Linked DNA regions of Homo sapiens: region 2 is linked to region 1. Evidence: read pairs that join two places in POLR2A ChIA-PET (ENCODE). Cell type or tissue: endothelial cell of umbilical vein. All regions are shown on one strand. Each heading gives the region's core, and the rest is flanking DNA. Links, peaks and the distances in the headings are about the cores only. Region 1 has its middle 30 kb from the start of SOD1. Region 2 has its middle 7.9 kb from the start of TIAM1-AS1.

Region 1 (4,393 bases), core at 205-4,204:
AATGCAAATCCAAACCACAATGAGATATCACCTTACACCTGTCAGGATGGCTATTATCAGACAAAAGACAAAAAGCTCTGGTGAGGATATGAAGAAACTGGAATCCTCTTACGCTGTAGATGGGAATGCAAAATGGTGCAACCGCTATGAAAAATAGCATAGAGGTTCCTCAAAAAATTAAAGATAGGGCCGGGCGCAGTGGCTCATGCCTGTAATTCCAGCACTTCGGGAGGCCAAGGTGGGCGAATCACCTGAGGTCAGGAGTTCCAGACCAGCCTGACCAACATGGTGAAACCCCATCTCTACTAAAAATACAAAAAAAAAAAAAAAAAAAAAAAAAATTAGCTGGGGGCATGCCTGTAATCCCAGCTACTCAGAAGGCTGAGGCAGAAGAATCGATTGAACCCAGGAGGTGGGGGTTGCAGTGAGCCGAGATCGTGCCATTGCACATCAGCCTGGGCAACAAGAGTGAGACTCCTTCTCAAAAAAAAAAATTAATTAATTAATTAATTAAAAATAGAACTACCATATGACCCAGCAATTCAACTTATGGGTATTGATCCAAAAGGATTGAAACTGGAATCTCCAAGAGTTATTAACACTGCCATATTCATTGCAGAATTATTCATAATAGCCAAGATACAGAAACAGCCCAACTGTCCATTAGCAAATGAGTGGATAAAGAAAGTGTGGAATACACATGCAGTGGAATGTTATTATTCAGCCTTAGAAAAGAAGAAACTTCTGCAATATGGGACTACATGGATGAACTTTGAGACATTATGCTAAGTGAAATAAGCCAGTCACAGAAGAACAAATACTGCATGATTCCACTTAAAATTAGTATCTAAAATAGGCCAATTCATGGAATACAAAAGTGAAACGGTAGTTGCCAGGGGCTGGGGAAAGATCAATGGAAAGTTTCTTTTTTCTTTGTTTTTGAGACAGAGTCTTGCTATCTCACCCAGGCTGGAGTGCAGTGGTGTGATCTTGGCTCACTTCAAGCTCAACCTCTCAGGTTCAAGTGATCCTCCCGCCTCAGCCTCCCGAGTAGCTGGGATTACAGGTGCGCACCACCACACCTGGCTAATTTTTGTATTTTTAGTAGAGATGGGGTTTCACCATGTTGGCCAGGCCAGTCTCAACTCCTGACCTCAGGTGATCCACCTGCTTCAGCCTCCCAAAGTGCTAGGATTACAGGCATGAGCCACTATGCCCGGCCTCAATGGAAAGTTTCTAATCAACAGGCATAAAGTGTCAGTTAAGCAAGATGAATGAGCCCTAGAGACCTGCTGTACAACACTGTACTTATATTTAGCAATACTGTATTGTATACTTGAAAACGTATTAAGAGGGTAGCTTTCATGTTAAGTATTCTTACCACAATAAAGTTATTCTTTTTTTTAAGTGTGCCACAAATTGAGGAGTATGATTAAATCTACCTTTGGAACCCGAGTTCCAAAATGAAATAAAATAAATCCAACATAAAAATTTTAAATGCTTTAACTATTAAAAATACTATTAAGGCAAATTTTACAAGAGGTAAGATTCAGTTATCATGGAGACTAAGTTAAGATTTTCAGTTCCTAGAGAATTTTTTCCTCCAGAACTGAAAGCTAGCTCACAGGGGTATCTTTTGTCCATTTGTTTTTTGAGACAAGGTCTCACTCTGTCTCCCAGGCTGGAGTGCAGTGGCATGGTCTCAGCTCACTGCCTCCCAGACTTAAAGGAACTTCCCACCTCAGTCTTCCAAGTAGCTGGGACTACAGGCGCACACTACCATGCCCAGCTAATTTTTGTATTTTTTGTAGAGACGAGGTCTTGCCATGTTGCCCAGGCAGGTCTCGAGCTCCTGGGCTTAAGCGATCCACCCGCCTTGGCCTCTCAAAGTGCTAGGATTACAGGCATGAGTCACCGCATCTGGCCTTTCGTCAAATTTAACCTTGCCTGTCTTGTTCATTATTAAACCTCCAGTCCAGGCATAGTGCCAGCACAGAGTCAACTCTAATAAATATTTGATGAATAAGTCCATATCAAAACAAAATGCAAGCTGCTTCCATTCTGTAATTCCGCATTTTGCTAATGAAAGGATATTTGAGTCATAGAAATCAGCAAAGTAGGTAGTATTTGTTGTTCATTCATGGAGATGATAGGTGAGAACCTCAGATTTTAGGCTTGGCCAAGATCTCAGTCTGTTAAAACTGGACAAAGATGGAAAGTTTCTAATTGAGTAGGCATGGAAGCCAGAGATGCTAGCAAAGTCCCTTTAGGGCAGCCAGAATGACCCTTATGAAGGGCAGTCATAATTTTGATCATGTCACGTTCATGCTGGAGAAAGAGTGAGCCAACTATGAAATGGCCACTGGGACAAATATGGTCTTAGGTGGTCAATCTACGGACCCCTAGATTTGAAAGACCATAACAGACTCTTGTCTGAGGATGTCAGCTGAAGCCTCAAACCGAGAATATAAGTGACAAGTGACAAGCCGCTGACATTTCAAAGTGAGGAGTAAAGGCAACCCCACATAACTTGCTAAGAGGTGGCAGGACCAATTCTCTGACCTGGAACCCATTCCTTTCCTGCAGGCTGTCAAGGGGAAAGGGAGGATCCATAGGCACATCAGAGCAATCCTTTCTGTGAAGAGTGTGGTTAGCTTGTGGGGAAGGGATGATTTTCCACCCCACCCCTCCAACTCAAGGCAAGTAACTCTGCTTCCAAAGAAGCCCACCTGGAATGTGGGTGTTGCCTGCCAGTAAGGGAGAAACCCTGGATGCCAGGGTCAAGCCTGAGGAAGTCCAGGAGATGGCTAGCGGAAGGCAGGCCTGCGAGGGGGAGTTATGGGAAGGAGAAGGACTTGTACATTTTATTTTTGCTCTCTGTTCTTTGTCTTCTTCTTCTTCTTTTGAGATGAAGTTTCGCTCTTGTTGCCCAGGCTGGAGTGCAATGGTGCAGTCTCAGCTCACTGCAACCTCCACCTCCTGGGTTCAAGCAATTTTTCTACCTCAGCCTCCCAAGTAGCTGGGATTACAGGCGCCTGCCACCATGCCCAGGTAATCATTTTTGCTCTTTTTTCTATTTAATTGTTTTTCTTAATTGTGAATATGTATTACTTTTGTAATTTTTTTTTTTTTTTTTGAGATGGAGTCTCACTCTGTCACCCAGGCTGGAGTGCAGTGGCACAATCTTGGCTCACTGCAACCTCTATCTCCCAAGTTCAAGCGATTCTCCTGCCTCAGCCTCCCAAGTTGCTGGGATTACAGGTATGTACCACCATGCCCGGCTAATTTTGTATTTTTAGTAGAGATGGGGTTTCTCCATTGGTCAGGCTGGTCTCAAACTCCTGACCTCAGGTGATCCACCCACCTCGGCCTCCCAAAGTGCTGGGATTACAGGCATGAGCCACCGCACCTGGTTGAGATCGGATGTTTTTAAAAAAGGGGAGTTTCCCTGCACAAGCTTCTCTCTCTTTGCTTGCTGCCATTGCACGTAAGATGTGACCTGCTCCTCCTTGCCTTCTGCCGTGATTATGAGGCCTCCCCAGCCATGTGGAACTAACACTTCAGTTCTGGAAGATCAAGATGAAGATAAGTCCCCAAAGAAAAATACTCCTTGGCAGATAAGTAATGGAACATCATTTGTGATCATCTCCAGAAAGAGGCCATCAGAAGGAAACTACCAAAAAGAAAAAGACTTGTATATTCAATATTTTAACCAGGGGTCTGAATCAGATCAGTTGGAATTTGTGGAACATCTTATTTCACGAATGTGTCATTATCACCATGGACGTATCAACTCTTACCTGAAGCCCATGTTGCAGCAGGACTTTATTACTGCTTTACCCGAGCAAGGCTTAGATCACATAGCAGAAAACATTCTTTTGTACCTGGTTACCAGGTCTCTGTGTGCAGCAGAGCTGGTATGTAAAGGATGGCAGGGATTGATCTCAGAATGAATGCTTTGGAAGAAGCTGATTGAACGAATGGTACACACTGATCCCCTATGGAAAGGACTTTCAGAAAGAAGAGGGTGGGATCAGTACCTGTTTCAAAACAGACCCATATCTAGCCCTCCAAATTCATTTTATAGGTCATTATACCCAAACATTATCCAGGATATAGAGACTATAGAATCCACCTAGCGGTGTGGCCGACACAGCTTGCAGAGGATTCAGTACCACTCTGAAAATAGTAAAGGTGTCTATGGTTTACAGTACGATGATGAAAAAATTATCAGTGGCCTACAAGATAATTAAGATTTGGGATAAAACCAGCCTGGAATGTTTGAAAGTGTTAATGGCCACACAGGTTCTGTCCTCTATCTGCAGTAGGATGAGCGTGTCATTGTAACTGGCTCTTCGGATTCTACGGTGAGAGTGTGGGAAGTGAACACGGG
Region 2 (4,393 bases), core at 113-4,112, 63 kb after region 1:
GACACAGCGAGAAGGCAAGAAGGCCTCTCTTCTTGGCTGGCAAGAAGAGAGGCCTTGGGAGAAACCAAATCTGCTGGCACCTTGATCTTGAACTTCTAGTCTCCAGAACTGGGAGACAGTGAATGTCTGCTGTTTAAGCCACGCGGTCTAAGGTATTCTGTTATGGTGGCCTGCAGCAAGTAATATAGTACTTAATTAGTAAACTCAAACCTCAACAGAGTGAGATTCAGTCTAAAAAAAAAATAAAATTAAAAGGCATACTAGGATTCTCTTCCTAGAGCCCCCCAAAAATCTCCTGAAATCAACCTGTCCGTCATCTCATATCCACCCCACCCCATTCCCCAAACGAGAACAAACAAATCCCACTGATCTCTTCTTTGGTTTCCCAGGCAGGCAGTTCTTAGCCTTACTATCTAAGGACCCTGCTGTTGGGCACCATCATCGGGAGGACATTGCTGATGTGGGAAACTGAAGCAAGTGCTCACCACATCAGCCCCTGCACAGCGCTGAGCTGCCTGGCCTGGCAGTATGTTGGTTCTTGCTTTCCCTGCTGACCCTCCTCTATCACTATGTGTGTCTGTAGTGTGTCTCTGTATTTCTCCTTTCCTTCAGCCCCGGTCTGTTACATTGCACAAAACAGGCAGTTTTAAATGTTTGTTAAATCACCACACATCTCTAATCAGTGCACATTCTGTACCTTCTAAAGAAGGCTCGGGGCGCGGTGTGTCACACCTGTCATCCCAGCACTTTGGGAGATGGAGGTGGGAGGACTGCTTGAGCACAGGAGTTCAAGACCAGCCTGGGGAGCCTAATGTGACCTCCCTTTCTACAAAAAAATTAAAAAATTGGCCAGGCTTGGTAGCTCCTGCCTGTAGTCCCAGCTACTCAGGAGGTTGAGGCGGGAGGATCACTTGAACCTGGGAAGTTAAGGCTGCAGTGAGCCGTGATCGTGCCACCACACTCCAGCCTGGGTGACAGAGCGAGACCCTGTCCTAAATCTAAAATCTAAAATAAAGGAGGCTCAGGGAGCAGCAGAGGCCTGTGGAGAAATGGGGTCCAGAGTCATTCTGAAGAGAGATCCAGAAACTGCTTCAGCATTTATCAGATGAAAGGTAAAGGGGGAGGTTAAGTCAAAGCTGCCTCCCATTCTTCCAGCCTGGGCAGTACCTCCATTAGATGGTAAGGCTAAGAACTGCCTGTCTGAAAAATGGAAGAAGAGATCAGTGGGATTTGTTTATTCTTGTTTGGGGAATGGGGTGGGGTGAATATGATGAGATTATGGACAGGTTGATTTCAGGAGACTTTTGGGGGCTCTAGAGAGAGGAACCTAGTACGCATTTATTTTATTTTTTTGAGACTGAGTCTTACTCTGTCGCCCAGGCTGGAGTGCAGTGGTGCAATCTCGGCTCACTGCAACCTCTGCCTCCCAGGTTCAAGCGATTCTCCTGCCTCAGCCTCCTGAGTAGCCAGGACCACAAGTGTCCATCACCATGCCCTGCTAATTTTTGTATTTTTTGTAGAGATGAGGTTTCACTATGTTGGTCAGGCTGGTCTCAAGCTCCTGACCTCAAGTGACCTGCCCACCTTGGCCTCCCAAAGTGCTAGGATTTGGGAGGCCACTACACCTGGCCTTACTATGCCTTTGGATAGTGAGTCTGGCTTTTTGTAGATGAGCCAGGGATCCATAGTGTCTCTAACACAGGCCAGGTACTAAGTTCTTTACTGCATCAACTCATTCCATCCCTATAACATCCCTATCAGAAGTACACTACTATTATAAGCCTCATTTTTTTTTTTTTGAAACGGAGTCTCGCTCTGTCTCCCAGGCTGGAGTGCAGTGAGCGTGATCCTGGCTCACTGCAAGCGCTGCCTCCTGGGTTCACGCCATTCTCCTGCCTCAACCTCCCGAGTAGCTGGGACTACAGGAGCCCACCACCACGCCCAGCTAATTTTTTTTTTTTATGTATTTTTAGTAGAGATGGGGTTTCACCATGGTAGCCAGGATGGTCTCGATCTCCTGACCTTGTGATCTGCCCGCCTCGGCCTCCCAAAGTACTGGGATTACAGGCGTGAGCCACCGTGCCCGGCCTATAAGCCTCATTTTACAGATGAGGGCAATGAAGCACAGAGATGTTAACTAACTTGCCAAGGTCACACAGCTGGTAAGGGACAGAAGAAAGGTCTGATTTAGGGCAGAGTCTGCTTTTTAATCACCAGGCTCTTTGCCTTTAACTACTGCCTCTTTAGGGAGAGGGAGAGAAGGAGAGAGGTGGGGGAGAGAGAGAGAGAGACAGAGAAAGGGCAATAACTCCATATAGATAGAAACTGAAGCTGTCACCCTACCCCCAAGAAGAGAGGCACATTTCTGTGGCTCCACTGTCCCAGTTTGCTTGCCTGTGGACAGCAGCGTCTCTAAGCCTAGGGATTGTTTTGCTGAGGCAGTGTGGCTACATTCCAGCCTTTTCCATGTCATTCTGTTAGGCTGGGGGAGCGATGACACTTCTACAGGATAGAGAGTAAACACATGGTTTGAGGCAGGTGGAGTTGCAGGCACGTGCCCTGCGTGTCCCTGCATCGTGCCTTGTCCGGGCGCTGGAGGAGGTGGGAAAGGGGGCAGCTTCAACTCTCACCTCATGGTGGGTGGGGCAGGAATATTGAACCTTGTGTGTCAGTGAAGAGAAAGCCCATTAGGCCAAGATCTGCAACATCATCATAGAAACCCACCCCATGTAGTAGTTACAGTTTAAGAGGAGCTTTTGTTCTGTCCCATGCTGATGAATTAATCATCAGGCTGGAGTGCAGAAGCAGAAAAAAATGAAACCAAATTGGTTTTCTTTTGGAGATCCATGGGTCCCTTCCCAGTGAAAGTTCTTTCCTCTGAAAATACATTTTGAGGGTGTTTTTTTTTTTTTTTTTTGGTTGTTTGTTTGTCCCTTTGCCTTGAAGTTTGTGAAATATTCCATAGCACTGTCCCTGCCAATTCTGCAGAAGTGTTGCTGTTGCTTAGAGCCTGTTCACAGCCAAGTGGGAGAGTTTCTCCATAAACTGCCATTTCAGTGAAAACACAGAAAATAAAATGCAATAAAGCAAATTACAAAGAGGGGGCACTGCTTAGCTCTGTGAATGTAGTGTGGCCTGATTTGCCCAGTCCTGCCTCTCTGACCTTGAGTTTATCTGTATTAGTTGGATATGCTAGTTTGCATATTGAGGCTTCCTTGCTCTCTTCTTTATAATTGAAGACCTATCATTGCTGGGAAAATATCCTGACTTCTTGATTTCTTTTCTAGGTCCTTTCACCCGACTCCCAAAAATCTGTCCTCAGGTAAGAAAGCCTTGATTAAACAAATTCCTTTACCAAGCAGTTGTTTTTAATATTGTTATTCTTCCCAGGTGGTTTTGCATTTTCAAAGAAGTGATGACGTGGCCTGGTGCGGTGGCTAATGCCTGTAATCCCAGCACTTTGGGGGGCCGAGGTGGGCAGATCACTTGAGGCCACGAGTTTGAGACCAGCCTGGCCAACACAGTGAAACGCTATCCCTACCAAAAAAAATACAAAAAAATTATCCGGGCATGATGGCGCGTGCCTGTAGTCGCTGCTACTTGGGAGGCTGAGGCAGGAGAATCGCTTGAACCCAGGAGGTGGAGGTTGCAGTGAGCTGAGATCACGCCACTGTACTCCAGCCTGGGCAACAGAGTGAGACCTTGTCTCAAAAACAAAAACAAACAAACAAAAAACCCCAAAGTGTCTGGGCACGGTGGCTCACACCAGTAATCCTAGCACTTTGGGAGGCTGAGGCGGGCGGATCAGCTGAGCTCAGGAGTTCAAGACCAGCCTGGGCCACATGGTGAAACCTCGTCTCTACTAAAAGTACAAAAAATTAGCTGGGCATGGTGGCATGCGCCTGGAATCCCAGCTACTTGAGAGGCTGAGGCAGGAGAACCGCTTGAATCCGGGAGGCAGAAGTTGCAGTGAGTCGAGTTCCACCATTGTACTCTAGCCTGGGTGGCAGAGCAAGACCCTGTTTCAATATAAATAAATAAATAAATAAACCCCAAAGAAGTTATGAGGTACTTCTCAAACTTTATACACAGATATATCACCTGAGTGTTAAGACGTAGATTTGAGTTAAGTGTCTGGCTTGGTGTCTGGGATTGTGTTTCTGACACCAGGCGATGCCACTGCTGCTGATCCGCAGACTACACTTTGGGTAGCAAGTCTGCAGAGGAATATTGAATGGTTATGGGAAAAACTATTGGGATGTGCATTAGGGTTCTCCAAAAAAAAAAAAAAAAAAACAGAACCAACAGAAGACATACACGTACGTATATATATATATATAAAATGTCAACCAAAATTAAGACTGAAATAATTTGATAAAGGCTTCTTGGAAGC

The links. ChIA-PET counts read pairs that join two places held together with the same protein. Peaks named below come from ENCODE experiments on the same cell type or tissue, not always from the same donor. Only the 100,000 strongest peaks of a DNase experiment are listed, where the experiment ranks them.
Region 2: POLR2A ChIA-PET joins it to region 1 with 6 read pairs; 2 of 35 experiments call an interaction of 5 or more read pairs at or near these places.

The regions. Positions count from the first base shown.
Region 1 is chr21:31,627,822-31,632,214 of GRCh38, reverse strand. It overlaps the pseudogene FBXW11P1. Among named protein-coding and RNA genes, the nearest start is that of SOD1, 30 kb to the left of the region's middle. In endothelial cell of umbilical vein, for the core only: no CTCF peak of the experiment used is centred there; a DNase peak (open chromatin) is centred at 1,984.
Region 2 is chr21:31,564,935-31,569,327 of GRCh38, reverse strand. No RefSeq gene overlaps it. Among named protein-coding and RNA genes, the nearest start is that of TIAM1-AS1, 7.9 kb to the right of the region's middle. In endothelial cell of umbilical vein, for the core only: no CTCF peak of the experiment used is centred there; no DNase peak of the experiment used is centred there.